Regions from separate parts of the Homo sapiens genome. Here region 1 is linked to region 2. The links are chromatin loops, found by intact Hi-C in ENCODE. Cell type or tissue: PC-3. All regions are shown on one strand. Each heading gives the region's core, and the rest is flanking DNA. Links, peaks and the distances in the headings are about the cores only. Region 1 holds the start of SNORA79 (small nucleolar RNA, H/ACA box 79). Region 2 holds the start of CEP128 (centrosomal protein 128).

What was found. Peaks named below come from ENCODE experiments on the same cell type or tissue, not always from the same donor. Only the 100,000 strongest peaks of a DNase experiment are listed, where the experiment ranks them.
Region 1: it touches region 2 in a loop (5-fold over the local background); 27 of 110 quality-filtered maps call a loop at or near these places.

What each region holds. Positions count from the first base shown.
Region 1 is chr14:81,197,746-81,214,323 of GRCh38, reverse strand. GTF2A1 (general transcription factor IIA subunit 1) reads left to right here. Exons shown (of 9, transcript NM_015859.4): 3 at 10,220-10,424; 4 at 12,666-12,730. It overlaps SNORA79 (small nucleolar RNA, H/ACA box 79), which reads left to right and starts at 11,490; the gene lies at 11,490-11,629. In PC-3, for the core only: no CTCF peak of the experiment used is centred there; a DNase peak (open chromatin) is centred at 7,983; H3K27ac peaks cover 1,267 bases.
Region 2 is chr14:80,932,037-80,948,614 of GRCh38, reverse strand. It overlaps CEP128 (centrosomal protein 128), which reads left to right and starts at 6,877. Exons shown (of 25, transcript NM_152446.5): 1 at 6,877-7,034; 2 at 9,075-9,230. RefSeq lists enhancers at 6,583-6,662, 6,963-7,042. In PC-3, for the core only: no CTCF peak of the experiment used is centred there; a DNase peak (open chromatin) is centred at 6,794; H3K4me3 peaks cover 2,658 bases; H3K27ac peaks cover 764 bases.

The sequences.
Region 1 (16,578 bases), core at 4,649-12,648, 260 kb before region 2:
TTTTAGAACTGCTGGTTTAGAAGTTGATTATTAGGCTCCTTTAAATCTATGTACAAATAAATAATCACAGTTAATAAATGTTAAGGAACATTTGTTGTGGTCTCATCCATTCAGCATAGGTGTCGAGGCTGCAACTTGGCAACCAGTTGCAAATCTTACCTTGATTGCGGTGATGAGGTAGGTCTTGGCGTATTTATTAATAGGTATCTACAGGAAACTTCTCTAGAATTTTCAATAAGAATATTCCTGTGTGAGGAGTTTGAGACCAGCCTGGCCAACATGGTGAAACCCTATGTCTACTAAAAATACAAAAATTAGCTGGGCATGGTGGTGCGTGCCTGTAATCCCAGCTACTGGGGAGGCTGAGGCAGGAGAATGGCTTGAACCCAGGAGGCGGGGGTTGCAGTGAGCCGAGATCATGCCACTACACTGCAGCCTGGGTGACAGATCAAGACTCTGTCTCAAAAAAAAAAAAAACAGAAAAACCCAAAAATATTTCCTGTGTGAGGTAGGAAAAATATATAGGTGTGAAACAGATGAGCAAATATTTATTTACCTTGAGAAAAATTACAGGTTACTAATAGTGAAGAGTAGGTATCTAAAAATACAAGTGTAAGAGTGCTAATTCCGAGACATGAGTTGGAAGAAGAACAATATAAATTGTTCAAGTAGCATGAAGTAACTGAGGGATGTGAATAATAAGAAAACAAGCTTCTTTTGATTCCTTAGTGTAACGTGGAATGAGTTTTTTGCAATTTATGTTATACTTTTATAATGGTTGTCCTTGTAGTTTTGTGACCTTGTATAGAAGATGCAGCATTTTTAGGTGTAGAAAATCAGTTCTAAAGATGTTAGGTAATTTTCTCTAGGTCAAACTAGTGGTCAGTCTAGATTGTTATCTACTCTCGCTTTTCACAATGAAAATCTGGAGAATTTTCCCTATCGTTAATAGTAGAATCAAGACATTCTCTCGAAGAGAATGAGCATCTTTGAGACCAAATGTTTCCACCTCCATTTTTGTTATATATGACTTTTTTAGTACATATTTTATAGGTAACACACTGATTTTTAGTTTAATGGTTAGTTTTTAAATGACAAAAAATGTGACCTACTCAATTTTGAATCCCCAGCTTCTACCACGATGTCTGGGCATATGTGGTTGGCATTCAGTAAGTATTTGATTGAAGTGTTTGATAATAGATACGGCACCTGAATCTAACTGAACAAAATAGTGTAATATTCTTGTTGTTTTTAAATGGGCCATACTCTTCTATCTGGGTTGTATTGGAGTTAAAAATAAAACGGTTAGACTAAAATGAGTTTGTTATTTTAATTCTCTGCACTGAATTTCTTCAGGATCTCATTAGAATTTCTAGAATATGCCCTAGATTTAACAGCTGGACAGCCAGCATTGTCCAATAGAACTTTCTGCAGTGATGAAAGTGTTCTGTACCTGTGCTCTTCAGTATGGTAGCCACTAGCCACATGTGCTTATTAAGCACTCAAAATGTGGTTGGTGGAACTGAGGAACTGAATTTTTATTAATCTAAACTTAAATCACTACATATGGCTAGTTGCTGCCATATTGGACTGCTCAGGTTTAGACATTCTTGCTTAATAAAACGAACTTTAATTTCATATTTTATGGTTTAGAAAGCCTGTCATTAGCTCTAGCCCCTCTCCCTACTTTCTGGGGCCATTTTACAAACTTATCAAAAGCTTGTATAAGGCTGTAAAGGAGGCAGTGGTGAATTAGATTGAGAACAAAGATGAATGATGAGAATGCATGTAATTTGAGGGTTAATGAGGTAAGCAGAAAGGGAGATGATAAGAATATTTCAACCCAATCTTTGAGGTTATCTTTTGAAACACTGCAGGCCTACTTTAATGTGTAAACTGTGAGAGGTAGAAAAAACACAATAAAATACAGCCCTGGTTTTCAGTAAATCTATATTCGAATGTAAATGTGTTTTGGATTGGTGAGTGTCTGTGGGTGGGAATGACACTGTAGAAATTCTCTTCAAAGTGAATGATAAAATCAACCTGATTTCTAGATTTTCCAACCTACCTATGTCCAAATGTCAAGTACTGTGGGAGATATAAAACATTTTCTCTCTTTTTAATAAAACAAATGAGAAGAGTTGCCTCAATTGGAAGTATATCTGAAATTCAGTTTATCTGCCTCTGGTTCAGATTTCTCAACACTGGCATTATTGACATTTTGCACTGGTTAATTCTTTGTTGCAGGGGCTGTCCTATTGATTGTAGAATGTTAGCAGCACAACTGGCCTCTGCCCACTAGATGCCAGTAGCACTCTTCAGTTGTAACCAAAAATGTCTCTAGACATTGCCAGATGTCGCCGGGGGCCAAAATCACCTCTGGCTGAGAACCACTATTCTAAATATACTCTAGTTATATATATATATATATATATATATATATATATAAAGTACTTGATACACTCTAATTATGTGTAAATATTTGGACCATAAGTTGAATAATAATCTACTATTTCATTTCATTTATTCTTAGGGAAAGCTCTGTTTCTACAGCATTATTTCTTGGGAACCTAGAAGTGTAATATATTTTATCCAGGAGCTAGATGTTTTGTGAAAGTAGGAGAATCCTTCAGAATTTCTAGCCCACCATGTTGCCAGGTTTAGCCACCTAACCTCTGGGCTTGTGATGTGACGGGCTGCAGTGAAGGTCTCTGATGTGGCCTGGAGACATTTTCTCCATGGTCTTGGGGATTAACAGTAGGGGAGTGATAAGGGGATTAACTTGGGGAGCAGTAGGTCTCATCACATTTTATAGGTGAGAAAGTAGACTTGGAATGTGCTTTGACAAGGTCGTTTAGCTAATAAATGGTAGAGCCATGAACCTAGCCCTTTTGCCTCTATGTGACATATACAGTACTTAGCAGTAAGCAGGAAGGTAACAGAGTTTTGACTAGATCTTGGGTTGTTGGTGAATGGCACCTGAGATGGTTTTGATGGTCGGTGACCTGCTCTGATAGCAGCAGTCTAGTTTAGAGACTAGGAATTTGGACTAGTACTGGGATTAAAGGGAGGCAAGTGAGGGTCCTGGGGTACAGAATGCAGAGACATTCACTCTCTAGCCCTGACTGGGACATTGAAGTCAGACCACCTGGGTTATATCCCTATTCTGTCTGCCATTAGAGTGATCTTGAATAAGCTACCTAACTTCTTTCTTGTCAGATTCTTTTTCTGTAAAAGGGAGATAATAATGTCTATCTTATAGGATTTTTGTGAAAAAACTAGTTTGTACATGTATTTATAAAGTACACAGAATTTAGTAAGTTTTAGTTATTAGTCAACACAATATACAAATGTATACCTGAATCATTTTGGGAACAGAAGATGAATTTTCTCCATGTAATTTCAGATACCTGGCAAAGATTAGTATTCCTGATTGTTTTCAATACTATGTTAGTGGCTGGGTGCGGTGTCTTGGGTGCGGTGTCTCATGCCTGTAATTCCAGCACTTTGGGAGGCCGAGGTGGGCGAATCACTTGGGATCAGGAGTTTGAGAACAGCCTGGCCAACACGGTGAAACCCCGTATCTACTAAAAATACAAAAATTAGCTGGGCATGGTGGTGCATGCTTATAATCCCAGCTACTGGGGAGGCTGAGGCAGGAGAATTGCTTGAACCCAGGAGGTGGAGGTTGCAGTGAGCCGAGATCGCACCATTGCACTCCAGCCCGGACAACAAAGTGACACTCCATATCCAAAAAAAACAAAAACAAAAACGTATGTTAGTATGATTACTATTGCCAAAATAGTGTTTCATTGTTTATTTTATTTATTTTATTTTCATCATGTTGGTCAGGCTGGTGTTGAACTCCTGCCCTCGTGATCTGCCCACCTCAGCCTCCCAAAGTGCTGGGTTTACAGGCATGAGCCACCGTGCCCGGCCTCATTGTTTAAACAGTTGATGTCTAATATTTTGATAAATAAAATTAAGATTGTGTGAAAATGGAATTGTGGAGAAACTGTAAACATTCAATTAATTTGAACTTTTTGGTAATTGGCATTATAAGCTTAATACAAAGTATTTGTATGATACTCTTTTTGTATGTCTTACATTACCTAGAACCAGTATTATAGTACTTGGTAAATAATGATTTTCAATAGATTACCCGCCTCTCCCAAAGCTGTTGGAAATGTGTGGGGCCATGTTCAACATTTCATGAGGATTTTTCGCATTTATTAGGCAGGAGCCAGGAATGTTGCAATTCCTGCATATTTCTTGTGGGACCATTCTGTATGATAAAGAATTGTCCTGCCGAAAATGTCAGTAGCATCCTTATATAGGAACAGTATTCTAGAAGACAATAGTTTTGTTTTCCCTTCTTTGAAATTAGATCCTGAATAAGACAGTTGCTGCCCAGAAGATGTTCATACTTTGGTAGAAATGGTAGACTTTGTGTGGTAAGTACAAAATAGAAATGTCTTTTATGCATGGAGGCAGTGAGTGATGGCTTTTCTTTGAGGCTGTTGAGACTTTGACATTTGTCTTGTATAGGGAATTGTGGGAGAAAACTGCTGATCGTAAGGAATAGTCTATTAAGGTTACGTATGCTATATTCAGGGACCTCCAAGTAATTTGGTACTGTGAGAAAATAGAGTACAAGTTATAGTAGCAGTTGGTGTATGGTAACATGCTATACTAAGGAGCTTGGTCTTTAGTGTGAGGATTATCTGGGGTACTAGTTAAAATGCAGATTTTTGGATTTTCCAGAGAGTCTGGCTCGATAGGGTAGTAAAATGAGACCTAGGAATCTTTTGCAAATAAGTATTCCAGGTTGTTAGATGGTGTATTAGTTCATTTTCACACTGCTAATAAAGACGTATACATACTGCTGATAAAGACGTAACCCGAAACTGGAAACAAAAAAAGGTTTAATTGGACTTACAGTTCCACATGGCTGGGGAGGCCTCAGAATCATAGTGGGAAGTGAAAGGCTCTTCTTACTTGGCAGTGGCAAGAGAAAATGAGGAAGAAGCAAAAGCGGAAACCCCTGATAAACCCATCAGATCTCGTGAGACTTATTCACTATCACAAGAATAGTATGGGAAAGACTGGGCCCTATGATTCAGTTACCTCCTGCTGTGTCCCTCCCACAACATGTGGGAATTCTGGGAGATACAATTCAAGTTGAGATTTTGGTGGGGACACAGCCAAACAATATCATTCTGTCTCTGGCCCTCCAAATCTCATGTCGTCATATTTCAAAACCAATCGTACCTTCCCAGCAGTCCCCCAAAGTCTTAACTCATCTCAGCATTAACACAAATGTCCACAGTCCAGAGTCTCATCTGAGACAAGGCAAGTCCCTTCTGCCTATGAGCCTGTAAAATCAAAAGCAAGCTAGTTACTTCCTAGATACAATGGGGGTACAGTTATTGGGTAAATAAAGCTGTTCCAAATGGGAGAAATTGGCCAAAACAAAGGGGTTACAGGGCCCATATAAGTCCGAAATCCAGTGGGGCAGTCTTACGTTAAAACTCCAAAGTGATCTCCTTTGACTCCAGGTCTCACATCTAGTTCATGCTGATGCAAGAGGTGGGTTCCCACGGTCTTGGGCAACTCTGCCCCGTGGCTTTGCAGGGTACAGTCTTGCTTCCAGCTGCTTTCGTGGGTTGCTTCCAGCTGCACTCACTGGCATTGAGTGCGGCTTTTCCAGGAGCACGGTGCAAGCTGTTGGTGGGTCTGCCATTCTGAGATCTAGAGGACTGTGGCCCTCTTCTCACAGCTCCACTGGGCACTGCCCCAGTAGGGACTCTGTGTAAGGGCTCCGACCCCACATTTCTCTTCTGCACTGCCCTAGCAGAGGTTCTCCATGAGGGCTCTGCCTCTGCAGTAGCAGACTTTTGCTTGGGCATCCAGGCGTTTCCATACATCTTCTGAAATCTAGGTAGAAGTTCCCAAACCTCAATTCTTGACTTCTGTGCACCTGCAGGCTCAACACCACAGGAACGCTGCCAAGGTTTGGGGCTTCCACCTTCTGAAGCCACAGTCTGAGCTCTATGTTGGCCCCTTTCAGCTGGAGTGGCTGGGACACAGGGCACCAAATCCCTAGGCTGCACACAGCATGGGGACCCTGGGCCTGGCCCCTGAAACCACTTTTTCCTCCTGGGTCTCTGGGCTTCTGATGGGAGGGGCTGCAGTGAAGGTCTCTGATATGGCCTGGAGACATTTTCCCCATGGTCTTGGAGATTAACATTAGGCTTCTTGCTACTTATGCAAATTTCTCCAGCCAGCTTGAATTTCTCCTCAAAAAATGGCTTTTTCTTTTCCACAGCATTGTCAGGCTGCAAATTTTCTGAACTTCTATGCTTTGTTTCCCTTTTAAAACGGAATGCTTCTAACAGCACCCAAGTCACCTTTTGAATGCTTTTCTGCTTAGAAATTTCTTCTGCCAGTTAACCTAAATCATCTCTCAAGTTCAAAGTTCCACAAATCTCTCGGGCAGCGGCAAAATGCCGCCAGTCTCTTTGCTAACACATAACAAGGGTCACCTTTGCTTCAGTTCCTAACAAGTTCCTCATCGCCATCTGAGACCACCTCAGCCTGGACCTTATTGTTCATATCACTATCAGCATTTTCGTCAAAGCCATTCAACAAGTCTCTAGGAAGTTCCAAACTTTCCCACATTTTCCTGTTTTCTTCTGAGCTCCCCAAACCGTTCCAGCCTCTGCCTGTTACACAGTTCCACAGTCGCTTCCATATTTTCAGGTATTTTTTCAGCAATGCCCTGACTCTACTGGTACCAGTTTACTATATTAGTTTGTTTTCACGCTGCTGATGAAGACATACCCAAAACTGGGAACAAAAAGAGGTTTAATTGGACTTACAGTTCCACATGGCTGGGGAGGCCTCAAAATCATGGCGGTAGGTGAAAGGCTCTTCTTACGTGTTGGCAGCAAGAGAAAATGAGGAACAAGCAAAAGCGAAAACACCTGATAAACCCATCAGATCTCCTGAGAATAGCGTGGGAAAGACCGGCCCCCATGGTTCAATTACATGTCCCTTCCACAGCACATGGGAATTCTGGGAGATACAACTCAAGTTGAGATTTTGTTGGGAATACAGCCAAACCATATCAGGTAGGTAGGTAGGTAGGTAGGTAGGTAGGTAGGTAGGTAGGTAGGTAGGTACGTAGGTAGGTAGATAGATAGATATATTAATTACTTTGCTGTGGTTCCAGTTTTTAAGCAGAGGATATCATATTTATAAATTTAAAAAAATTCGCCTTGATAACAGTGTAGAACAGTGTTTCTCAAACTTCTTGACTAGGACCCTCCTTAAGAATTAATAGTATTTAACATTTTGAATAAATACATGCGCCAGTGTATGTGTGTATAACAAAAATCTGCAAAAGTTTTTTCTCAGTGTAGTACAGTCTGATTTTTTCTCAGTTCTATTTTGTTTACAAAAAACATTCTTAGTGGAGAGAGGGAGGGAGAAGGGGAAAGAGAGGGACGGAGAAGGGGAGGGAAGGAGAGAGAAAGAAAGGAAAGGGAGAGAAGGAGAGAGGGCTACAAAGAAAATTCTAAATTGACTATGAATCACTAGTGGGTTGCAGTCCTCAGTTTGAAAAACATCGGTCTAGATTTTAAAGCGGTTCTCACTTTAGCATACATCAGAATAACCTGAATAACCCCCAGAGCTGCTGATTCAGTATTTTTAACAAGTACCCAGGTGATGCTGATGTTGGGTCTAGAACCGCATTTTGAGGATCACTGATTTATAGAGGATAGATTGGAAGGGCAAGTGTCCGCTGGAATGTCTGCTCTGTAAGGTCGAGCATTTTTCTCAGGTTTGTTCACTGTATCTTCTCAATGCCTGTAACAGTGTTTGGCATATAGGACATAATTATTTGTGGACTGTATGACTTGATGCAGGAAACTCAAGAGTTGAGTCACTACATTACTACTGTTTGCAGTACTGCTGGGCAGAAAGGACCAGGGCCATGTCATAGAGATGCATTGGAACACTGAATCAGAATAGACAATAATGGTGGGCTGTTGGGGTAGATTCTGACTCCTAGGTCGTTTACATGGGAGTCTAGGTGAGTCATGGTGCCCAGTACTTAGCCACACATGATGTGTATTCATTAATGTTTACCATTATCATAGGAGCTTCGTAGAAGTGATGGGTCGAGATTGCTGTGGGTAAACCAGTTGGAGGTGGTAAAAGTGAAGCATAAAATTTAGAAAATTATGATTTCAAAAACTTTTTAAACAAAACATTAATAAGACTTTTTTTCACCTTGATTTTTGGCTCACAAGAAACAGGCTTTGTTTTGTTTTGGAAGAGAGGAGAAGATGTAGAAGGTTTGGGTGATAACAGAGTGTTTGGAAGCCTTACTATATATAATACATTAGTCATAATGTGTTTTATTTAGCATGTGAGTGTCTATTTTGATGGTGCGCTATTCTAGATGCCTACTTTACAGAGATGAATCAGACACAACATGGGATCTCAGAAAGTAGTGCTTGTTACTACGGGAAGAAGCGCTGTCTTTCGCCTGGGATTAGCAGAGACTTAAATTTATTCACTGGAAGTGAGTTTAGAAGTAATCTTATTCAGTTGGTTCCCCTTTTGGGTGAAGAAGATGCCTAAGAAAGATAAATGATCAGGTTACATAAATGGCCAAACCAGGACTAACTGGGTTCCTGACTTCTGGTGTAAGGCTCTGTTAAACAGTTAATGCCACCACCACTGCCACCAATAATAATATATTTTGATCACCAACTTTATGTAACACTGATAATTGTTTTACATAGATATGTCATTTAATCCTCTCAACAACCAGTGAGATAGATCTTGTTACCATCTCTCTAAGAATAGACTTCAGGTAAGTCTAAATACTGGGCCTGCCAGTAAGATTCCCTAGGAAATTGACCTTAACATTTGCTTTCTCAGTAAGCCATTAGAGATTTAGTGGAACTGTTACTAGCATCATGACAACAAATCTAGAATGTCTGGAATGATTGGAAGGGTCAGAAGATTATAAAAAATCTCTGTGAGTATGACCAGGCATGGTGGCTCACGCCTATAATCTCAGCTCTTTGGGAGGCCAAGGCGAGCAGATTGCTTGAGCCCAGGAGTTCGAGACCAGCCTGGGCAACATAGTGAGATCTTGTCACTATTTCTTAAATTAAAAAAAAAAATAAAAAAATAAAGAAACTCTCTGTGAGTATGGCAAAGGGAAGTTCTTGAAGGATCTGATAGAAGCTTCAGGTCAATTAGGCAATATGCCAAGAGCAAATCCTGGAGGAGAAGACAAAGTATGTGTAGATCCTTGTGTACAGAATGACCAAATGAAGTTTTATCTGTATTTTCAGGGAATAGTTTGTGACTTTTTGGCCAGTTTCTTAAAAGGTAAAGGCTCTAGATTGAACACTAAACCTGGTAGAGAGGAAATGTGTTAGGTAGAAGAATGAAATCGTTGCACATGTTTTCTTTTCTTTTCTTTCTTTTTGTCCATTATGATTTTTCCCATCATAGAACCTAAGGTGAAATGAGAAAATAGAAATGGCTAAACAGAAAAGGATTGTCAATTGGCGTAATGGAAGAAGGAAGGACATTTCAAGAAGTGTGGAGAGTTGGGATAACTACTAAGACCTTCGGGCGTTGCCGGTTCTTTTTCTTTATGTAGGATTGGACAGATGGAAAGTTAGGCTTTTCTTCTTTGGGGGATTGCATCTATGTATCTCACTGTTGTAAATGAATTTATGTTTTGTATGTTATTTAAGAATTTATGTTTTATATGTTGCAGAAAATTTTGTATTTTCTATTTTTATAAGGAAAAAGTTCCATATAAAAATAGTTTAGTAATGGTTTTGCTATTATAAAGGATAATCTTTGATTACTAAAGAAGTTGCTTGTATGAAACTCATCGCTTAATAATAACTGCTGATTAAGGAATTACTATAGAAAGTTCATTGGAAGATAAAAAAAAGAAACAAAATCTTCAGTACTCTGATGTGGCAAAAATGAGGTTTGATACTTTAAAATTTTGTTTTTGTTATTGTTTCACTTGGGTTAGAATTACAGATTTGTTGTATTTCTGTGTCTGTATCAGTTTTTAAAATGGAATAACTTTATAAAGAGATTAATAAAACTGTTGTATTCATCTGTCCAGAGTTATTTTTCACTTAGAAATCTTTAATGTTCTTTGCCTTAGTTATGGGAAAACAAACTAATGCAGTCCAGGGCAGTAGATGGATTTCATTCAGAAGAGCAGCAGCTTCTACTGCAAGTTCAACAGCAGCATCAACCCCAGCAGCAGCAGCATCACCACCATCACCATCATCAGCAAGCTCAGCCTCAGCAGACAGTACCTCAGCAAGCGCAGACCCAGCAGGTTCTTATTCCTGCATCACAGCAAGGTGAGACTGGACTTGTTTTCCTACTTATGACTTGGAAATTAAGTTTGTCATTATGAAAGAAGAGAAATATTCTGCATTTTTTGGATCTTGTCTTTTAAGGGGCACATGGAGAACCTAAAAATAAACAAAAACCCCTCTGTTGATTTCGGGCTTTTTCCCCCCTTTCTCTTGGCTGAGGGATGTGTATGTAAATGTATATAAATTTGTATACAATGTAGGTTGTATCTGTAGAGTAATGGTAGACAAGTAATTTACTAATTGAAAGCCTAAGATATTCAGAGAAGTTATATTAATATTTTGTTTTGAAAAGGCTATATAGTGATGGATTTCCTAAGTTAAATCTAAAAGGTTTATTTACTAAGGGATTTATTATTTTATATGGTACAATAGTTATTTGCTTTCTCTATAAAACATGTTCTTTCAAAGACATGTTTCAGATTAGTTTTTAAAATATATCTTACATTCTGGAGTTTTTTGTATACTTTGGCAATCTGAAAATTCAGCTCCATAGGAATTTATGTAAGCCTAAATGGACTGAATTAGATTTATTTTAAGTTAAGAGTGGATATATAACATATCTTAATTTATATTACTTGGATTAAAGCTAAGAAAAAGCAAATATTCATAGACTGTGTCCATAGTGCCTTGTACTCTGCAAGTCATTTTATAGATACTGTTTCACTGGCATCTTATAAGGGCTTTGTAAAATAGCCCTTGGCTCAGTTTTACAGCTGAGGAAAATCTGAGCCCAGAAAAGGCTAAGAAACTTGATCTGTATTTTCTCTCATGACAAACATCTATTCAGTTATAAAACTTCCTGAGCATTCTAATTCAGTGCATCTGCTTTTATGGGAGAGGACACTAGAAGTAAATGAAAAGTTCATTTTAATATCATTTAGTTACTCATTTGCCTCATTTGACAGTATATATATGTGTCTTAAAATTGGTAATGACACACAGTAGAAGAGTATTTGGGTTATTTTACTGTTGATATCTAGTGGTACTTTTCATACCTAATTTTAATGTGTACTTTGTATCAAATAATTTTATCCTTTTATTCTTTTTTGATGACTGTTCTTCCTGTTGCCTTCAGACCTGGCATTAGGATTTTAGGTCATCATAAATTAAAATTTGATTTTCTTCACTCAGAGAATATTAGGATAATGGAGTTATCTGTTCTCTGAAATTTGCGGAATCAAACATGTAATTCCTTTTACGCTTAAGTAACATTGCCATTATTTCTGATTTGTATTTTTTCCGACTTTTGCCGGTTTACCACTCTTCAGGCAACCTGGTGGTCCCCTGCTTTCAGGAGGCCACCATATTGATGCCGAACTTATTTGGACACCTGATCAGCATAGCACATACAGCCCAGAACTCCTGGGCTCAAGTGATCCTCCCACCTTAGCCTCCTGAGTTGCTGGGACTACAGGCATGCATCCCTGCACCCGGCTGATTTGTATTTTTTAAACAGCTGATGAAAGTGGCATGAGTCTGTCAGCTGTCATATTTGGAAGAAAAGGACTATGTAGATTTCAAAAACTAGTCACAACTTTTTGAGCTTACTTTTATTGGATTAGTAACTCATTGTAACAGTGGTATCATTGTATCAGTAAAACAGTTAACCTTGAGTTAAGACAAAATTATGTTTGAAAATGTCCAGTTTACTTAAGAATGCATAGAACTATTTATGTTTAGATGTTAAGGTAACTCACTACTTCATGTTCCTAAATTCCCTTGCATCCTTAGGAATTGCCACTTAATTTTTTTTTTTTGATATGGAACCTTGTCACCCATGTTAGAGTGCAGTGGCGTGATCTCAGCTTACTGCAACCTCCAGTTCCGGAGTTCAAGTGATTCTCATGCCTCAGCCTGACACCCAACTAATTTTTTTGTATTTTTAGTAGAGATGGGGTTTCACCATATTGGCCAGTCTGGTCTTGAACTCCTGACCTCAAGTGATCCACCCGCCTTGGCCTCCCAAAGTGCTGTAATTACAGGTGTGAGCCACCACGCCTGGGCTTAAATATTTTTTAATGTTTTCTAGTATAGGGTGGGTATATCACAGCTGTTATTTGCCATATACATTTATAATGTCCTGAGATGAAATGATTGAAAGCATTTGAGTGCAGAAAACATGAAAAACATGAAAAAAGTTTTCATCATTGTATGTAAAGTGTTCTTGTGATTATAAAATAGCCTCATGGTTCCTTGTTTGCATGTTCGCTTGTTTTTTTGTAGCCACAGCACCACAAGTTATTGTTCCAGATTCTAAGTTGATACAGCATATGAATGCATCAAACATGGTAAGACTCAGAATGTAGCAGTTTGATTGGCTGTACTTAATTCTAACCCACATTGTAATTATGCCTATATATGTCCTATATTAACTACTTGAAGTTTATTGAAGACTCAAGCAAAACAGCTGTTTTAGTTTCCTGAATATTGGATCTGAAGTTTAGCTTGGTACCTAGACATTAAGGTTCATAAAATTACGGAATTGTTTAAGAATACCAAAAGAATGGTGCTTTGTGAGAGTTATTCCATTCCCTACTATTTCCGAAAAAGTTTTAGGGTACCTACCAAGCTTATAATGCCAAGTATGGTTCTGTTTCAGGAGACCTAGTAATTGCAAGAGGGTGGGAAGGCTAAGAATTGTGAACTTTTAAAAAATGAAGATAGACTGGATAGTTCAGTATAACTATTTTTAAAATCAAGCATTTAAAAATATTACTCTGACTTAACCATAGTATAGTCTAATAAGTCATTATAGTGTGTAAATTACCACAGAATACATTTTAACCAGCTGAGTTATATTAGAATTTTTATATTTCTGAGGACTATCCACTAAACTTTACAAGTCCTCACTCATATTTTCAAATTACATTTCAGACATATAATATTTCTCAACAAATGTAGTATAGGTTAACTGTAAACTTGAAAGAACCTCTTCAGATCCTTAGAAAATCTTTACCTATATCCTTGAAGTTGTTTTTTGTTTTTTTTTTTTTTTTGGATAAAACATTAAAATATAGTCAGATTAGAGTAGTTCAATACTTCCTTATAAATGGTTTTTCTTTATTCTGTTTAAAATATACAGACTGTTGATTTCATTGAGTGGTGACTCAGCTCTTACATTTCATTCTTCAGCCAAAACTTTTATTTAAAGGTGAAAGAATCAATATTTGTAAAAAGATCTTTTAACCTATGTAACTAGTTAGTACTAGAAATGAGATTTTTTTTTCCCTCCGTTCAAGTTTTTTTTTTTTTTTGAAGATGGAGTCTTACCCTGTCACCCAGGCTGGAGTGCAGTGGTGTGATCTTGGCTAACTGCAACCTCCGCCTCCTAGGTTCAAGTGATCCTCCCACCTCAGCCTCCTGAGTAGCTGGGAGTACAGGTGTATGTCACCACACCTGGCTAATTTTTTTGTACTTTTAGTAGAGACAGGGTTTCACCATGTTGGCCAGGCTGGTCGCCCAACTCCTCACCTCAAGCGATCTGCCCACCTCGGCCTCCTGAAGTGTTAGGATTACAGGTGTGAGCCACCACGCCCAGCCTCAAGTTTTTTTTTAAACCAAAAAGCAGTGTATGAAAAGATGAGTTCTACTTTGTGAGTGATACTGAATCACAAAGTTCATTTGTGGTTTATAAGCCAGATAAGAAGGGCTTACCCACTAGACAGATGACTTCCTCCTACACATTACCAGCCTCACAAATTCATACTGTGGCAGAATTGAAAGTTTCTACATGATAGTAGAAATTGCAGTTTTTAAATTCACAAATATCGAGGATCTCTGTTTGTACTTGTAGTTGCAGTTTCTAGAATCTTTTCGTTTACATGAAAATAAAAAATTTCATGCCTGTTATTTCTCACAAGATTTTTTATTGGAAAAAACTCCATTTTAAGTCTAAGGCCCCAATTTTTTTTAACCTCCACCCTTAAAAAAAAAAAAGTCTCACTATATGTTGCTTATTGTAGTTGATGTTATTAAGACTATATCCTAGGGAATAACTCACATTATTTTAAAACAAATTTTGGCAGAGTCTCTTGTGGTAGGCCCCTCTAAAAGAATTTTAAATGTTGTGGAAGAGAATTTTGAATTAGTAAGTTATTTCTGGGATAAAAATTAGTGGTCCATCTCTTACTTACTGGTTAAGTCTCCTTTATTCTAAAGAGCATATGTATTTAAACAAATCATAGGTCAGTTACTCAGGAAAATTGATTTAACATTTCTGTATATTTTACATTTTACTTTGTTGTTTTTAGTCAGTGTTTCCTTCATGTATTTCTGAACATAATCAGTATAGGCTCTGTACCAATAAAAGTGTTTTAGGTTTTTGTGGGTTTGCATTATTCTGATTTAGAAATAGCAAAAATATATTTGTTCTTTCTAATGGCTCTGTTTGCATTAGAAATGAACTAATCATAAAAACGTGAGATAATATAGTAGAAGGCTATTTCAGGGAACTTCTAGAAAACCATTGTTTTCGGTTCTTTTTTATGAAATGATTGGTCTAATGCATTATTTGTGTTTGGGCTGTTTTGTGGAATACAAGAAGAAATTTTAATAGTTATTAAGTATAAGGTGGTTAGTGTATGGTACATGACTCAGCAAATATATGTTATGCAGCTTGAATTTGTGGAGGGTGTGCAGGTAGTTATTGGGTCGTGTATTCTATATGGAAACTACTATGTCAGTTTGCTGGTAGAGGGAGAATTGCTGTCTTTCAAAATATGAATTATAGGCACTTAATATTTCTAAATATTTTTGTTTTTTTCTTTTTAAATATTTCTTAATAGTATGTGGTGGTTAATATTTTCCTTAAACTTAGATAACCTTTAATTTGCTTATATAGCCAAGTTTTATTTTAAATTGGGTAATTGAGTATCCAACTTAAATACGAATCACCCGGGTGGGCTATAGTTAAATTCTGGAGACACAGTGGGAATTTCAGGCCCAAGATGTAGAAATTACTTAGGTTTGTCAAGTGGCAACAAGTGTATTTTCTTGGAAAGCTATGTACCTAGAGCCCAGACTAGACAGTAGTTGAACTATTAACTCAGTTTAATAATTTTCTAAGTTTGTTGACTTCTCTGACACTAGCATTTCCAAAGCAGTTATATTTATTTTTTTAAGCTTTTTCAGATATGGGTAGTTCTAAAACTGTATAGGTTAGATTGAATGTATGAATGGTTGGTAGCTAAAGAAGATTGAAAAGAGAGGGAAAAAACTACCAAAATGTGTAGCTATAGCGGGATACAGGAAAATACTTAAAGTGCAGAATAAAAAACCAGAGAATGGCATAATTCTTTGCGGGAGGACAGGAGGAGAAAACTCTCCAGAACTCTCCAGGAAGTCAAGAATTTGTCCTGGATTTAAAGAAATTCATAATATAATCCCGTCTATATCTTTATAACTTAAGTGTCACATACTAACTTGATTTCAAAATGTTGAAACTAAAGTTTGTGACTATTGCCCAGGCTGGAGTGCAGTGGCACAATCTCGGCTCACTGCAACCTCCACCTTCAGGTTCAAGCCATCCTCCCACCTCACCCTCCCAAGTAGCTGGGACTACAGGTGTGCACCACCCTGCTCAGCTAATTTTTGTATTTTTTGTAGAAATGGGATTTCACCATATTGCCCAGGCTGGTCTCAAACTCCTGAGCTCAAGCGATCTGCCCACGTGGGCCTCCTAAAGTGCTGGGATTACAGGCGTGAGCCAGTCTGCCTGGTGTGACTTTTCTTAAGATTTACAGATTTTTTGTATTAATCTGTTATTAATGCATGTTTCACCTAGAATATAATGCCAGTATGTCCCTTTTTTCTTTGCTAATATGACATCTTAGAAGAATTGTCAGCTGTACTCCCAGTGAAGTCTTCTGATACAGTGTTCTTTATAGATATCTGTTGATTTTAGTAGAAATTTTAAAAGTTAAGAATTCTAAAAAGTAGATAATTATACTTTTATCTCAAGGAAATGGGGATAAGGAAACAGTGGGAAAGGAAGCAATAATGAAATAGCCATTTCATATATTGTACAGCATTGTTAATGTGGGTATTGTCTAAAAATGTGTAGGTTAGATTGAGTATAGGAAGGCTTGGTACCTTAAAGAAGATTGATGGGACAAGAAGGAAAAAAAAACTGCAGTAC
Region 2 (16,578 bases), core at 3,281-11,280:
TGGTGTTTGGCAATTTATGCCTCTGTGTGTTTTATCTTTTTTCAGAAAGTCCCCATTAAAGTGGAGCATTCCACTAGCCCCTTTCCATAACCTCTTTATTGATTAGTTATATTGCTTAACTACAGAAATGTTTTGCAATTTTGGTTTAGTACATTAATAGTGGCTCACTTTGACCTAAATGCATATGAATTACTGTGTTTTATATCTGTGACGCTCTTGGCAGTGATAATTACCTATAATTAGTAAGTGTGTGGCTGAAAAGAACTTCATGGGATCAGCAGGGCTTCAGCACAATGAATGGCTAAAGATGATTCTTTGAGTAGTAGGCAATATTATCCCTGCAATACCTTGTTTTTTTATCTTGACTCTTCTTAAACTTGAAGGTAACTTGCAAACTTGATGTAGAAAAAGTCAACAACCATTTATGATTGTTTTCTGCTGATGTAAAGAGAGTGAATTTCACCACTGACTTGATTGAGAGAGAATTTTGAGTAGCTCCATTTAGTCCCACCTAATCAAGATTTGGGGGAATTTCCCTTTTACTTACCTATAACATCATACTTGGTGTCTTCTGTCTTATGACTTATAACTGTGCAGTGATACTATAGGGGAGCTTGACCATCTGTGTTGGCTAGAGGGAACAAAGCAAAATCCAATGATGTAGGTGGTCATCACTTGTGCTGGACAGTCACCAAGAACAATGCAGGCTACATTTGAAGTAACATCCTCCTTTGATGCCTATGGGCAGAACAGGTAGGTTCAAGCTATGAATAGTGCTTGCTTGAGTGGAGGCCGGGCACTCTGTCAACATAGACTTTCTCCCTATGCCTACAGGTCTGCCTCCCCAACCTCCTATTCCTCTCTTTCCAGGACCCCCTTCTTCTCTGTTACCACATTCCCAGTCAGGAATCTCTTTTCTTTTGGGGGGAATCTCTTTTCTTTTGTTCATGGTATTTCCTTCCAAATCATTTGTTTATAGCATGACTCCTCTGTGACAGCAGGGTTGACTTCATGGGTTTGTGACCTGTGCAATCACTCAGGGCCCTGTATTCAGAAAGGCCCAGTGCTTAGTTTAATGCTGTGTTGTTGCCATTTTGACATCTTAATAAATTTTGCAAAAGGGCTTAGCATATTCATTTTTCACAGGGTCCTACAACAAATTACACATCCTGTCCTATCTGAGAATGTTTGTGTTTAATATGCAAAATCCAGGAAGAAAATGCTTCATTTTCTTCTTCTTTTTCTTTCTCAACTCCCCTCCCTTTCTGCTTTCTGTGGTCACCCCCCATCTCTAAGGCCATGAGTGCAGAACAGTGTAGCTGACAGAAATGGAGATAAGGAGAGAGCCAAGGTGAAAAAAATAAACATTTGAGGAAAATGTTGGTATTTCAAATACATTTTTGTGTCACATGGACATAGTTAGTGTGCTGTTGTATTAGTCCATTCTCACACTGCTATAAAGAACCACCTGAGACTGTGTAATTTGTGAAGAAAAGAGGTTTAATTGACTCATAGTTCTATTGGCTGTACAGGAAGCACGGTTAGGGAGGCCTCAGGAAACTTACAATCATGGTGCTTTGAAGGGTGAGGAGGAAGCAAGCACCTTTTTCACATGGCAGAGTGGGAGAAAGGGAGAGTGAAGGGGGAAGTGCTTCACACTTTTAAACAACAGTTCTTGTGATAACTCACTCACTATTATGAGAACAGCAAGGGGGAAATCCACTGCTGTGATCCAATCACCTCCCACCACGTCCCACCCCCAACATTAGGGATTGCAATTCCACGTGACATTTGGGTGGGGACACGGAACCAAGCCATATCAGCTGTTGTTGTTTCATAGTTGTATAAATTTGGAAGTTATTGGTGAAATACAACTTCTGTCCCTTCTCCTTGAAACGGCACTACCTCTGTCTGCCACCCACAGCTTCTTACATAATAGTTGTCTTCCCTTCTCTACATTTATTCATTCTAGATGAGTTGGGTTAGGATGGTCATGTCAATGCTTTTAGACTAGCCCCATTCCAGAACCTTTTTATTGATTAGTTCCTCTAGGTATTTAATGTTTCGTATGGTTCAAAAGTGTTTCTGATAAACTGCTCAGGAAACTAGATCTAGAATTAGCATCTTGGATCTTACAGGCTGGTGATCTCATTAGTATAATCTTAGTCAAGGCTCTTTAGATTTCAATCAACAGAACTAATCTTAGGCTTCAAAAGGGAAATCATCATGAGGCATCATCATGATGCATCATGAGGCATCATCATGATGCATCATGAGGCATCATCATGATGCATCATGAGGCATCAAGGTATTAATAAATTCTTTGTTCTAAGTGTCTAGAACAAAATAATAGAGTACCAATATTCATGGAACTAACATTTTTAGGATGTCATAGTATTTGTCAGCCTACATATAATGTCAGCTTACATTCAATAATGCTTACCATGAATTAGACACTAGGCTTAGTGCTTTACACACATTAATTTATTTTATCCCCCAAACACCTCTACACATGAAGTGCTATTTTTATTGTCCACATTTAGAAGAGGAAGAAATGAAGGCACAGAATGATTAAGTAACTTGTTTGAAGTAACATTGCTGATAGGCATTATAACGGACTTGAATCCAAGTGGTTTGGGTCCAGAATCTGTGCATTTAACCACCTCTAGTTGCCACTAGTGTATTGTGGAAAACAAGTACAGGAAATACAAATGGGAATAACAAGGCTTGGATCCAGGAACTTGGAAGTTGTCAGGAACGGGGGCTGTATTCTCTTGGGCTCATTTCCTCGTGGTTGTGTAGTTTATTTCCTTTCACTGCTTTACTCACTTCTCTCTGTCTGTGCAGGTTAGCATTGTCAGCTGCTTCTTGAACACAGGTGAAGATGGTCACCTCTCTATGGCGGCCTCAGCTCTTACCCGTACATCAAGACTATTCTAGCAACCAATTGGGAGCTTGAGTGCCCATTTTAAATTCTCAAAGGATAAAGAGCCTGATTGGCCCAAATTGTCTCAGGTGTCTCTCTACTCCTTGTCTAATCAGCCATGGTGAGACAGGTAGGGGCTTTGTATAACATAAACAAGGCTATAGGGGCCCAACACAGTGGGTAGAATCATTCCCAGTTTAAGGGGTGATGTGGGTGAGGCATATCAAAAATATCTCCCGCATCTACCTCAATCAAGGTATTACGTAATGAGATCATTGATGACACTAATCCTGAATAGGTACAATTTTGGGGAAAACATGTTGAAATCTTAACCCCCCATGTTACTGTTTTTGAAAATGGGACCTTTAAGGAGGTAGTTAAGTTTAAATTAGGCTATAGTATAAAGTTCTAATTCAAGATAACGGGTGTCGTTACAAGAAGAGAGAGAAACCATGTATGTGCTCATACAGGGAAAAGCCTATCTGAGGATACAGAGAAAAGATGGATCTCTGCAAGCCAAAGACAGAGACCTTAGGAGAACCTAAACTTGCTGACACATTGATCTCGGACTTGCAGCCTTCAGAATTGTGGGAAATAAATTTTTGTTGTTTAAGTCACCCATTCTGTGGTATTTAATCAAATCCCTAGTAAACTAATACATCATGTAACCTCTGTGTGCCCCTATCTGTAATACATGGTTTGCAAAAGAAGGGTACTGCAAATGATACTTGTACTGGTTTGTTTTCACCCTGCTATGAAGAACTACCTGTGACTGGGTGATTTATAAAGGAAAGTGGTTTTTTTTTTTTTTGTTTTGTTCTGTTTTTTCTGTTTTTTTTTTTTTTTTTTTTTTTTTTTTTTTTTTTGAGACAGACTCTTGACTCTGTCGCCCAGGCTGCAGTGCAGTGGCACGATCTCGGCTCACTGCAAGCTCTGCCTTCCGGGTTTACGCCGTTCTCCTGCCTCAGCCTCCCAAGTAGCTGGGACTACAGGCACCCGCCGCCACACCTGGCTAATTTTTTGTATTTTTAGTAGAGACGGAGTTTCACCATGTTAGCCAGGATGGTCTCGATCTCCTGACCTCGTGATCCGCCTGCCTCAGCCTCCCAAAGTGCTGGGATTACAGGCGTGAGCCACCGCACCTGGCAAAGGAAAGTGGTTTGATTGACTTACAGTTCTGCATGGCTGGGGAAGCCTCAGGAAACTTACAATCATGGCAGAAGGGGTAGCAAACACATCCTTCTTCACATGGTGGCAGGAGAGAGAAGTGGGCAAAATCCTCTTATAAAACCATCAGATCTCCTGAGAACTCACTCACTATCATGAGAACAGCGTGGGGGAACTGCCCCATGACCTAATCACCCCTCACAAGGTTCCTCCCCCAACATGTGGGGATTACAATTCAAGAGATTTGGGTGAGGACACAGAGCCAGACCATATCAATACTCTTTGTGGGTTTTTCTAAATCTAAGCTCAGATGATTCTGCTTGAGTATGGTATTGTGTTTGTATAATGTGTGTTGGCCATATTGATTAAAAGTAATACATATCTTTGGGAGTTATGAGACAATTTCATGTAAAATCTATTTTGTTGGTTTAACTCATTTTGTCGGCTTTAACTCATTTTGTCTATTTTGTTAAGACATAAAAAACAAAGATTCAGTGATGTGACTTCACTACTTTTTTTTTTTTTTTTGAGATGGAGTCTTACTCTGTCACCAAGGCTGGAGTGCAGTGGCACCATCTCAGCTCACTGCAACCTCCACCTCCCAGGTTCAAATGATTCTCCTGCTTCAGCCTGCCGAATAGCTGGGATTACAGGTGCCCACCACCACACCTGGTTAATTTTTGTATTTTTAGTAGAGATGGAGTTTCGCCATGTTGGCCAGGCTGGTCTCGAACTCCTGACCTCACGTGATCCACCCACCTCAGCCTCCCAAAGTGCTGGGATTACAGGCTTGAGTCAGCACCCCTGGCCTGACTTCACTACATTTTTTTGGGATGCCACGTCTGTTGACTGAGAGCACACCAAAGCTGACAAACAGCTGCTATGAATTTAGTAACATATTTAAGCATTTCTTGATCAAAATGAACGAAAATATCTGATTTTTAACCCTTTGGTCCCAGTTGTGTCCTGTAATGTTTGATTTATTTGGTTAATATCACTTTGAAAAATAAGGCCTATAGAATAGAATCCAATTCTCTAAATATGGTTGAACCAGGGAGGAAAAGCTGTGGACAATCAGTTTTTATTAATGTAGCTCGTGATTACATTAGCTCTTTTGGTAGACATTTCTCCTGCAGTTGATCTGATTATCACTTCTTCAGAAAGTTTCTCTTTTATGTCTTTCCATACAAACCTATGCAGTATTCTATTACACAGAGATTTGTAATCATTTATTGTCTTTTTCTCTCACATGGCTCTGAGCAATTTGAAAGCAAAGTCTATGTTGTTTATTTTCACTGCAACTTCAGTGTCTAAAACAATGTCTGGATACTAGAAATATACAGCATACATTTGCTGAATTACATAAATGAATAGAATTGTTTTGAAAGTTAAAATGTTTACAAATAAACAGTTATTATTATGCTTCTGCATGTATATGGGGCAATTTTATGGCTGTTCTGAATTATCTTAAACTCTGTCTGGTGGAGTGTATTCTTGAGGAACAATTTCAAGTAAGCAGCTTGAAGATAGTTGCAAATGCATAGGAGGTCTTTGGAAGAATTATTTTATGTTCAAACCAATATGAGATAGTTTTATGTCTCAGTGTTGGCCAGAAAAAAAATTTGAATAATACGACTATATCAAATTTATGTGCTAATTATTTATGACTCTGCCTGTTGGGAGGGAGGAGGGGTAAGGAGGGATGGAAGGAGAGAAAGGGGGAGAGAGAGAAAGAAAGAGAGAGAGGGATATGAACGGAGAAGGGCAAGTGAGGAAAGGGTGAGAAGAAAGATAAAAATGTACAAAAAAGGTTAGGTCCCTTTGAAGGGCTAATAGAGGGGACCAACTGGGAAATGGATTATAGAGCACAGAATTATTAGATTAAGGAACCCTTGTTATTAAACATGATCTAGCTCTTCTTCACGTAGCCAGGAAAGCTTTCACAGATCAGGTAATATTTGAGTTTAGCCTCAAAGAAGGAAGGGGAAGTGGTCTTTTTGGCAGAGAAGAAGGGCAATTCATATGACTAATTTAATTGTTACTTTTTAGCTTTCCAAAGTTCAGTTTTTTATTGAGGTTTTCATTCTCTTCGTGACTGAAACCAACTCCCCTGAGTGGAAAACATTTCTTTTATGTTCTAGAGTGAGGAGATGACACCTAGACTGAAGTAGCAGCAGTAATGAGCTGACAGCCTCACATCTACTTTTGGTGTGCCGTGAATAAGCCATATGATCTTAGGCAAGTCCCTTACTCTTTCCAGGCCAAACAGGTTGGCCTACATAATCTTCTCTGTTCCCGTCCGCTTCTAAGAATTTGTGAGTCTTTGGAACAATATACTGGACCCTGGTATTAAGGGGATTTTTACATTTCAGTGCTAGAAATTGTCTTTCCCTGTCCTCCCACCGCTCCCTTGCCCTTTTTCTACTTCCCCATCTTACCGTAGTCCTGGGGGACTCCTTTTGTCCCCCAAGGAGTAAAATTACAGTCAAGGCCAAGGAAGCATTTTTATTCACTTTCTAACTGGAGTTTGCCTCCTACAAAGGAGGCTGGTCCTTTAACAAAAAAAAAAAATAGAGCAGGGCAAGAGGGCGCGGCCAAGGGATCAGGCTTTTATCCGGGAAAGTTACCCGAAGGCCAGCTATATGGCATCCTGGGATTTGCAGTTCCTTTTCGGGACTCTCTCCCTTGGTAATTCCTTGATCATGAGGCCGAGATGGACTACAACTCCCAGAGGGCCAAGCGGCGGCAGCGGGGTCCTGTACTCTTGCTGTGGCTGGGCGGCTAGTTCAAGTTGCCATAGCTGCGAGTCTGGGGAGAGCACAGTCGGTTGAGTCGCTGCGTTTGGTCAGTTGCACCTTCTGGGTCACTGGTAGCCGCGGGAGCCGGGTGGGGCCTAGGCGATGATCCGGCATTAAGGAGCTGGGATCATCCTCCGTCTCAGGTACCTGCCCCCACCTCCCCCTTGCCCTTTTTCGACCACTTCCCCGTCTTACTGTAGACGTTTTAGTCCCACTTCCCCTCGTCCCAGGGGTGGGGACCTCAGAGCGGCGCGGGATCTGGGGTGGGGCCGTGGATGGGTGGAGTGTGTGCAGAGGTGAGGGGAGACGGCGCGCCTGTCATCCCGAGGCCTCCCTCCCTCGGCAGGGGTGTCCGCGGTCAGGTCCTGGCCAGGTTACCCAGCGAATCTGGACTACATTGTCCTTCCTTTGGGAGCAGCTTGCTCTACCGCTAGCATCTGTGAAGCTTTAAGGGACAGGAGATTGGACTCATTCGGTAGGTCCTCCAGAGGACCGTCTGACATTTGCTTGCCTGTCCTGCAAGCAAATTTGATTTTTTTTTTAATACCTGTTTTGTAGTCACAGAAAGCGTGCTACTCTCGGGAACGCTTTATTAGTGACCTCTCTTTCCCGTGCCATCATAGGATTTGCTCCAGCCTTAGCTGTTAGCAGTCCCTTAATTGAATTATTTCGTAAAAATACCTGACATTGAATCCCAGCTGCATCTTTTATTGGTTTGATGGAGCCAATCTGTTATGTAGGCGTCTGGTAAAACTTTACCATTAATTGCAGCATTGATTTGAGTATTATGTAAAGTATCTAGCACAGTGCCTGGCACCCTGCAAGTGCTCAGCATTTGTTGTTTATTTTTTATTAATTATGCAGATTAGTGTTGTCTAATACAAATACAGTGTGAGCCACTCAGGTGAATTTAAATTTTGTAGTACCCACATTAAAAAAGTAAAAAGAAACTGGTGAAATTAAATAATAGTTTATTTAGCGCAATATAGAAAAATGTTTTCAATGGAGTAAATATAAAACTTATTGAGATTTTTACTTTTTTTTTTTTGAGGAGTCTGGCTCTGTCGCCCAGGCTGGACTGCAGTGGCGCGGTCTGGGCTCACTGCAACCTCCACCTCTTGGGTTCAAGCGATTCTCCTGTCTCAGCCTCCGGAGTAGCTGGGATTACAGGCACTCGCCACCATGCCTGGCTGTACATTAAAAAAAAAAATATTTTAAGTCATCAAAATCTCTTGTGTATTTTACATGTATAGCACATGTCAGTTTGACCTGGCAAGAGCTAGAGCTCAGTAGCCATGTGTCTAGTGACTGCTGTACTGGACAGCACTAGAGATAAGGTTAAAACTTTGGCAGTTTCACATTGGCACACATAAATTTGGTTGTGCCTATGACTCATTTCATGGGTGATGGTGGCTGTTTTGTTAGAAGAGTGAAGTGTGCACTGTGCCTATGTTCTCTCAGCGTATCTTGTCTGCCATTGCATAACCTGGGTCTCTTTGAACTGTTTCTTGACAGTTTATTTTGATTAACTTTTTCAGAATACCTTTTTTTTTTCTTGAAATGGTTTATAGATGTATTCCCAGATCTACCTTTTATGTAGACAACTCCCAGTTCTCTGGATCACTTCCTGTGGATTCTTACAGATTGCTTTGAAAGCAGTCACAATTAATTGAAAATATTTCTGTCCACAGCTCTTTTCTACAACCAAAGGCATTTTATTCTTATTTATTTAATTGTAGCACTGAGTATGGGAAGAACTGGGCATCTTATAAAATATTTCCTTTAGGAGTGTTAGACTGGCTTGGAAGTATAATTGGGTCACCACATTCAGCAGTAACATGTTAACTGTATTACCTGACTTAGTTACCAACTTTTAGACATGCTCATACATAGTACTTTTTGGCTAGACTTGGGCTGCGGTTCACACTGGAGCATGAACTCTCTGGCAAGCCCCAGGGATGCCCAGGCATGGATGGAAGTCACCAGTGACAATATGTGGGCTGGGCACTTGGATGTGAAGAATTGTAGTGAGGTCTCTTGGGCTTTTGAATCATTCTAGGAGCATTTTCTCTATTCTGTGTTATGCCATAGTCTGTACATAGGGACTTAATTTTCATATTTCATTATTTAAAAATGTTTAAAGTTGTAGGTATGTCTTACCCCCTTGTTTTGTTTATTTGTAGGTGGTTTGGGGAAAGTGTAGGGGCAACCAAAGATCATCGGCTTGACTAGGCCCTTTGCCCTGAACCTCATGAAGAAATGATAGGAGGCAGACATATGTGCCTAAAAAGAGCGTTGAGCTCAGAGAAGAGCAACTCGGAGTTTTGGGGGTGTGCTTTGTAAGTATGCTTTCTCCCTGAGTTTCTGAGATAACACATTTTTTGCATATTTATGGTAGAAAAGACTATGCCAAGAAATAGAGTTTTGGGAGCAAGAAGCCCCTTCTAATATATGGTTTAAAAATAAAATATCGAATGATTGTGTATGCAGTGTTGCAAAAATTCAGATGAACAAAGTAGATAAGTTGAGATATCCTTTATAACCTTAACAAAAGCAACAGTGATGTACCTGTTTCTATTAAGCAAGGAATTGAGAACCTGCTTTGTCTCAGGCATTCTGTCAGACACCTTTTACAGGCATTATATAATTCCTTTACCATGCTTATCTTTTACAAAGGAGACAGTTGAGTCTCAGGTTATTTAATTTGCTTGGGATTCTGGAGCCAAAAGAGTGATCATTGTTCCCAGGTCTTCTGACTCCAAATTTCAGTCCCACCCACTGCCAAGGGGCTTCATTGCTGTTTATAAGTGCCCTCTAATAGAATTTGATTCACACTTAACATTTTTGGATTAAGTGGACCATATATGGCACAGTGTGCAGTTATTCATCTCTTTCAATGTTCAAAAAGTTCTATTATCTTTCTTAGTTTTTTAAAAAAAATATAGTGGTCCTTATATTATTATTGAGGTAAGAGATCATTATAATTTGTGATTTCCATAAATAAATTCAACATGAATTATCATTGATAATTAAGGGTGTAATGTTTAAAGTTTAAATTTACAACATAGATGTAAAAATTCTGGACCTTTTTTTGGATTTCATATTGTGCTCGATAGATAAAAGGCTCTGAAACATAGAGGGGAGACACACTGCGGACTTGCAGTACTAATACTGTGTGGCCGGGCGCGGTGGCTCACGCCTGTAATCCCAGTACTTTAGGAGGCCGAGGCAGGCAGATCACGAGGTCGGGAGATCGAGACCATCCTGGCTAACATGGTGAAACCTTGTCTCTACTAAAAAATACAAAAAAATTACCAGGCGTGGTGGCAGGCGCCTGTAGTCCCAGCTACTTGGGAGGCTGAGGCAGGAGAATGGCATGAACCCAGGAGGCAGAGCTTGCAATGAGCAGAGATCGCGCCACTGCACTCCAGCCTGGGCGACAGAGCAAGACTCTGTCTCAAAAAAAAAAAAAAAAAAATACTAACACTGTGTATTAAGATCAGTGGTGTACAAAATTTATAGGATTAGGCCAGGTGCATTGACTCATGCCTGTAATCCCACACTTTGGGAGGCCAAGGCAGGAGGATCGCTTGAGCCCAGGAGTTTTAGAACACCTTGGGCAACATAGCAAGACCCCGTCTCTACAAAAAAATCAAAAAATTAGCCAGGCATGGTGGCATGTGCCTTTGGTCCCTGCTACTCGGGAGGCTGAGGTGGAATGATCACTTGAGCCCAGAAGGTCGAGGCTGCAGTGAGCTGTGATCACACTACTACATGCCAGCCTGGGTGACAGAGTAAGATGCTGTCTCAAAAAAAAAAAAAATTCTTAGGATTAAAGAATTTTAGAGCTGGATGGGGGACCTATTGGGATAATCTGGTCCAGAAATTTTGGAAATAATATAAAAATAATCTAGATTTACCAGGTTATTAAAAACTATATTAGCATGTATATTATAGAATACACTATCCATGTAATGTCTCTGGGTTGATTCTGATATAAAGTAGTTACAATACATTCATACTATTGTATAGTATGTTTTTCTTTTTTCGTAAAATGTATTGTTACAGGTCAGCACTTACCATTCAACCTTGTCTCTTTTAGCAGATACATAGTATCCCAGTGATTAGATACATTTATTGTATGCTTATCCAGTGGATTTATATTTTTTTCTTATTCTTTTACAACTGTAAAAAAATTCATTCACTCTGTTGCCCAGGCTGGAGTGAATGAATGTGCTCATGGATGAATGGATGAGTGAATTAAAATTTCTGAAGAATTTCTACAGTGAAATTCTTATGCATATGTCTATACATAAAATATATATAAATATTTTATCTTCCTAGGTTAATAGTCATAGAAATAGATTTTCTGGGTCAACGTCTATGTATATTACAGATTGATTGAGACAGGGTCTCACTCTGTCACCCAGGCTGAAGTGCAGTGGTGCTATCTTGGCTCACTGTAGCCTCTACCTCCCAGGTTTGAGAAATCCTCTCACATCAGCCTCCCGAGTAGTTAGGACTACAGGTGTGCACTACCACACCTGGCTAATTTTGTTTTATTTTTTTGTAGAGACAAGGTCTCACTGTGTTGCCCAGGCTCATCTCGAACGCTTGGGCTCAAGCAATCCTCCTACCTTGGCCTCCCAAAATACTGTGATTACAGGCATGGGCCACTGCGCCTGGCCCGTATTATTTATTTTTACTTGTATTGCCAGGTTGTTCTCCAGAAAAGCTAATGTGGTTTTTTTTTTTTAAATTTTTAATTTTTGTGGGTACATAGTAGATATACATGCTAATGTAGTTTTTATAGTTAATACTCTTACAACAAGGTATAACCTTGCTAACCCTGCGAGTGAGAGGTTTTTTCATCTGTATAAAACAGATAGATAAGAATATCATTTTATTATTTTAATTTGTAATTATTTAGTGAAATAACAAATAACATTTGTTAGGGTCATTTGATTTCTGTGAATTGTCTGCTTATGTATCTTTTGAGTCTTTTACAACTGGACTGTTCTTTTTCTTGTGTTTTTGAAAGAGCTGATTAACCCTTTGGTTCCCATATAATGCAAATATTTTTGTGAGTTTTTCTTTTAGTTTTTAAAGCTTGTTTCTGGTATCTTGTTATCACTAATTATGAATGACTCAGAGACTTGTCAGGCCTTTATCGGATATGCACACCTCTCTGAAATTTCTATAATGCTAGTGCTTGGGGTATTTGGGAGATGGGAGTATTTGTGGTTACATGAATCCATTTAATTCATTCTGATAAACATTTTCCCATCCCTCCTTCCCTCCTTCCCTGTCTTCCTTCCTTCCTCTCTTTCTCTCTTTCTTTTGAGATGAAGTCTTGTTCTGTAACTCATGCTGGAGTGCAGTGGTGTCATCTTGGATCACTGCAGCCTCGACCTCCCAGGTTCAAGTGATCCTCCCACTTTGGCCTGTCAAAGTGCTGTGATTGCAGGCCTGAGCCACTGTGCCTGGCCTGATAAACATTTAGAATCTACTCTGCATACAGGGTTTGCTGTGAAACAGGTGCTCATGAATGGATGAATAAGTGCTTGTGAACGAATGTGCTCATGAATGAATGGATGAGCTTTAATTCTGTACTTCCCAGGCACTGGTCCATTTGATTCTGTCTCCTGCTCTGAAGTGCTGGAGCAGGGTGGACTCCTGATGAAATTAGAGCAAAAATACAGCCTGGAACTGAGCCTGCTAGGTTTTGGTTATGGAATAGAGATGTCTGTGTGTAAGAAAGCTTTCTACTTTTTTGAGTTTGGGCAAGTTAACTTTTGGAAGTTGTTTCCTTACCTGTCATATTGATTACAGCTATGTTTACTCTAGGGCTACTGTTGGGGTTACATTAGTTAATACAAGTAAAGTGCTTAGAACAGAGCCTGGCACAGAAAAGGGCCATTTAATTGTTGAATTATTAGTATTATTGCTTATTTTGGCTTCTACCATGATGACCACCACCACCACTACCATCATTATTGTATTCTTTAAAAACGATTAATTTCTGTTTCACTTAAGCTAGCTCATGTGTGTTCTGTTTTTTTTTTTTTTTTTTTTTTGGTGGGGGGACTCATAGCTTGAATACAACAATAAGTACTTTATTTTTATTTATTTATTTATTTATTTATTTATTTATTTATTTATTTATTGAGACAGACTCTTACTCTGTCTTACTCCAGAAGGCTGGAGTGCAGTGGTGCAATCTCGGCTCACTGCAACCTCTGCCTTCTGGGTTCAAACAATTCTCCTGCCTCAGCCTCTCAAATAGCAGGGATTACAGGTGCTCAGCACCACACCCAGCTAATTATTGTAGTTTTAGTAGAGGCAGGGTTTCACCATGCTGGCCAGGCTGGTCTTGAACTCCTGACCTCAAGTGATCCACCCACCTTGGCCTCCAAAAGTGCTGGGATTATAGGCATGAGCCACTGTGCCCAGCCAAGCACTTTATTCTTATCAGCTTATTTTGCTTTTAGGGAAGAGTACCTTTACTCATTGGTATACCTGTTTTTCATTTGTTTGTTTGTTTTTGTTTTTTGCTTTCTCACCACTGCCATTTACATGTAACAAGTGTACTGATTAAAAAGTTGGGTTTCGGAAATAGTCTTCTTGCCTGGATTTGAATCCTGGCTCTGCCACTTAAGTTACTTTGCTCCTTTAAGCCTTAGTTCTGTTTTCTGTAAAATGGGGATGATAATAATAATGTTATGAGGATCAAATGAGAGAGCATACATAAAGCACTTAGTACAGAAATTAGTCCATAGGAAACTGTAAATCAATAGCTATTATTATTTCAATAAAGTTGAACATTATTATGCCTTTGTATAAATGTAAGCAAGTAATATACCAGTTATAGTCTCATAATTTTACAGAAAAAAAATTAAAACAAATATTCTTTTTTGTCTTGGTTTATATATGTTTCCAGTTATGGGGTCTCCTATTTATTTAGAAGGTTGCTTTAAGATTATGGTTTGAATCCAGGCTTTTCTAGCTACTTAACTACTGGGAGCGTTAGTAGTTCTTCATTTGCAAAAAAGGGACTACTTTGTTCATTTAAGAAGTAAATATTGAATGTGCCGGACACTCAGACACTATGCTGGGGCCTGGGAATAGATGAACAAGAGCTAGTATATGCCCTCAGGGAGGTTAGAAATCCTGCCTTGTAAGATTGGCCTGAGGTTAAGCCAAGCTTTGCAGAGATACTTTACTGTATGCAAAGTATCTGTCATACCTAGGTGCTCAGTAAATGGTGGTTCTCGCGTTTGTACCTCTGATGTTCTGATTTCCAGCTATGTGCTCCAATCGTTAAATCCAGTATGTTTCTACTTTATCGATGTTTTAAAAAACATTTCCTGTTGACCTTTAATTTTAAGGTCTGCTCAATAAACTTTTGCCAAAGGATGGTCTTTGAGTTCTTAGACAAGAAATCATTATCTTCTTCCTGACCCTTAAAATTGGCTGTGCCATAGTTTGCTGAACCATCTGGTACTGTAAAGCAGTTTTAGGATGAAGGCCATTATTTGTGTAACTTATTAAGACAGGAGGCTTGAAAGCTGGGAATTAACTGCAGAGGGTGGGGGAAGTGTGTCACAGTGTTTGCAGGAAAGATGTGTAGCACATCCTCAGCTGGTGGTTGCATAGGACTCTCCACAGTAAGTGACTTGCTTGCATGGATCCTAATGGTAGGTCGGGCTTGTCTGAAGTCTGCCATCTTATTTCTTGTATATCGGACCTCCCTGGCATCAGAGTCTCAAATATTTTGCAATCTAAGGCTTATTTCCCACACATAAATATTCCTTTCTAGCTACTAATCTCTTTCTTCACATATGCAGACTTCCTAAAAGAATGATTTATACACAGTGCTTCTGCTTTTTCACCTCCTATTTACTCCACAACCTGGCATCGTCCTCACCTAAGCATTTTACTGAGACTGCTTTTGATACAGTCACTAGCACTTCCAAAGGATACTTTCTATTCCTTTTCCTACTTGACGTATTTGTTGGATTTGTCCCTCAGAGTTCACTCAGCATTTGCCCCTAAACAGATGAGACAGATGTCCCATAGTAATTTTAACAGGGAAAGCTTAACATACAGCAGAGGTTGATAAGCCATATCCCATGGGCTAAATTTAGCTTACCACAGGTCAAATCAAGCTACCCCATTCATTTATAATTGTCTGTGCTTTTGTGCTACAGCTGGCAGAGGCTCACAGTTGGGCAGAGAAAAAAAATTTGCTGACTCCTGATATAATTAACTATAAGGGGATTATCTGTAAAAGGACAGAGATGACTCTAAAGAATCCCCTGGGCTGACAGACAGTGCCCAAAGGAGATATAAACTTAGAGGGGGCTCTCTGCAAGGCTGGGATTCCTACCTTGTTGGAGGTGTGGCTATAGCTCCCTGAATGGTGGAGAGACTTACTGAGTTACTGGGGCCATAGCTGATCCACAGTTGCTGGGGAAGGAGAGGACACTGTTCCTAATTAAAGGCGGAGTGACGCTGGAAGGCAGGGAACCACACCACGAATGATGGGCAGGAAACACCTCTCCAGGATGCTGGTAGGGTGAAGCTGGGGGATTGACTGTGAGGTTGTCTGTCAGATTCAGTAAGAATCTGAGTAGGGGGTGGGGCTACTGAAACTTGATGGGAAGCTGCCCAATGTGGGTACTGCTGAAACTTGATGGAGTTGAGTACCACTGGATATCCTCACACAGGATGCTGAAATGAAAATGCAACAAATGGAAAACATGGAACCAGAAAGAGAAGCGCCTTCCTTCTGCAGTGTCCTTTTAAAAAATCATTATTATTATTATTATTATTTGGTTTCAATAGCTTTAGGGCAGGGGTCCCCAACCTTTTTGGCACCAGAGGCACTTTTCATGGAGGACAATTTTTTCACAGACTGGGAGGCAGAGAGAAGGATGGTTTTGGGATGATTCAAGTGCATTGCATTTATTGTGTACTTTATTTCTGTTATTATTACACTGTAATATATAAAGAAATAATTATGCAACTCACCATAGAGTCAGTGGGAGCCCTGAGCTTTTTTTTCCTGCAACTAGACAGTCCCGTCTTGGGGTCATGGGAGACAGTGACACCCAAAGTGTGTTGCTTACGTCCATTCTACTCTGTAGTCTCATTTTTGTTGCTGTCACTGCAGAAAAACCTGCTTCACAAAGATAAGATGTTGGAAATGGAAGCAGGCTTTTTGGTGCACAAGGCAATCTCAGGATATTTTGCCTTGACTTAAATCCAGAACATATAGAGGTTTGAAGTTGTCTCAGACATACTTTTAAGGCCAGAGTCATTTGCAATCTCAGGAAGTTGATCCTCTTCTAGCATGGACAAAGTTGATTCACCTGGTTTATTTACAAGTGGGTTGCGGAACCATTTCTTCCCAATTTGGGGATCTTTTATGGTTGAGAAGTATGTTGGTCCATTCTCATGCTGCTATGAAGAAATACCCGAGACTGGGTAATTTATAAAGGAAAGAGGTTTAATTGACCCATAGTTCCGCATGGCTGCGGAGGCCTCAGGAAACCTACAATCGTGGTGGAAGGGATGCAAACACATCCTTCTTCACATGGCATCAGGAGAGAGAAGTGCCAGGTGAAGGAGGAAAAGCCCCTTATAAAACCATCAGATCTTGTGAGAACTCACTACTATCATGAG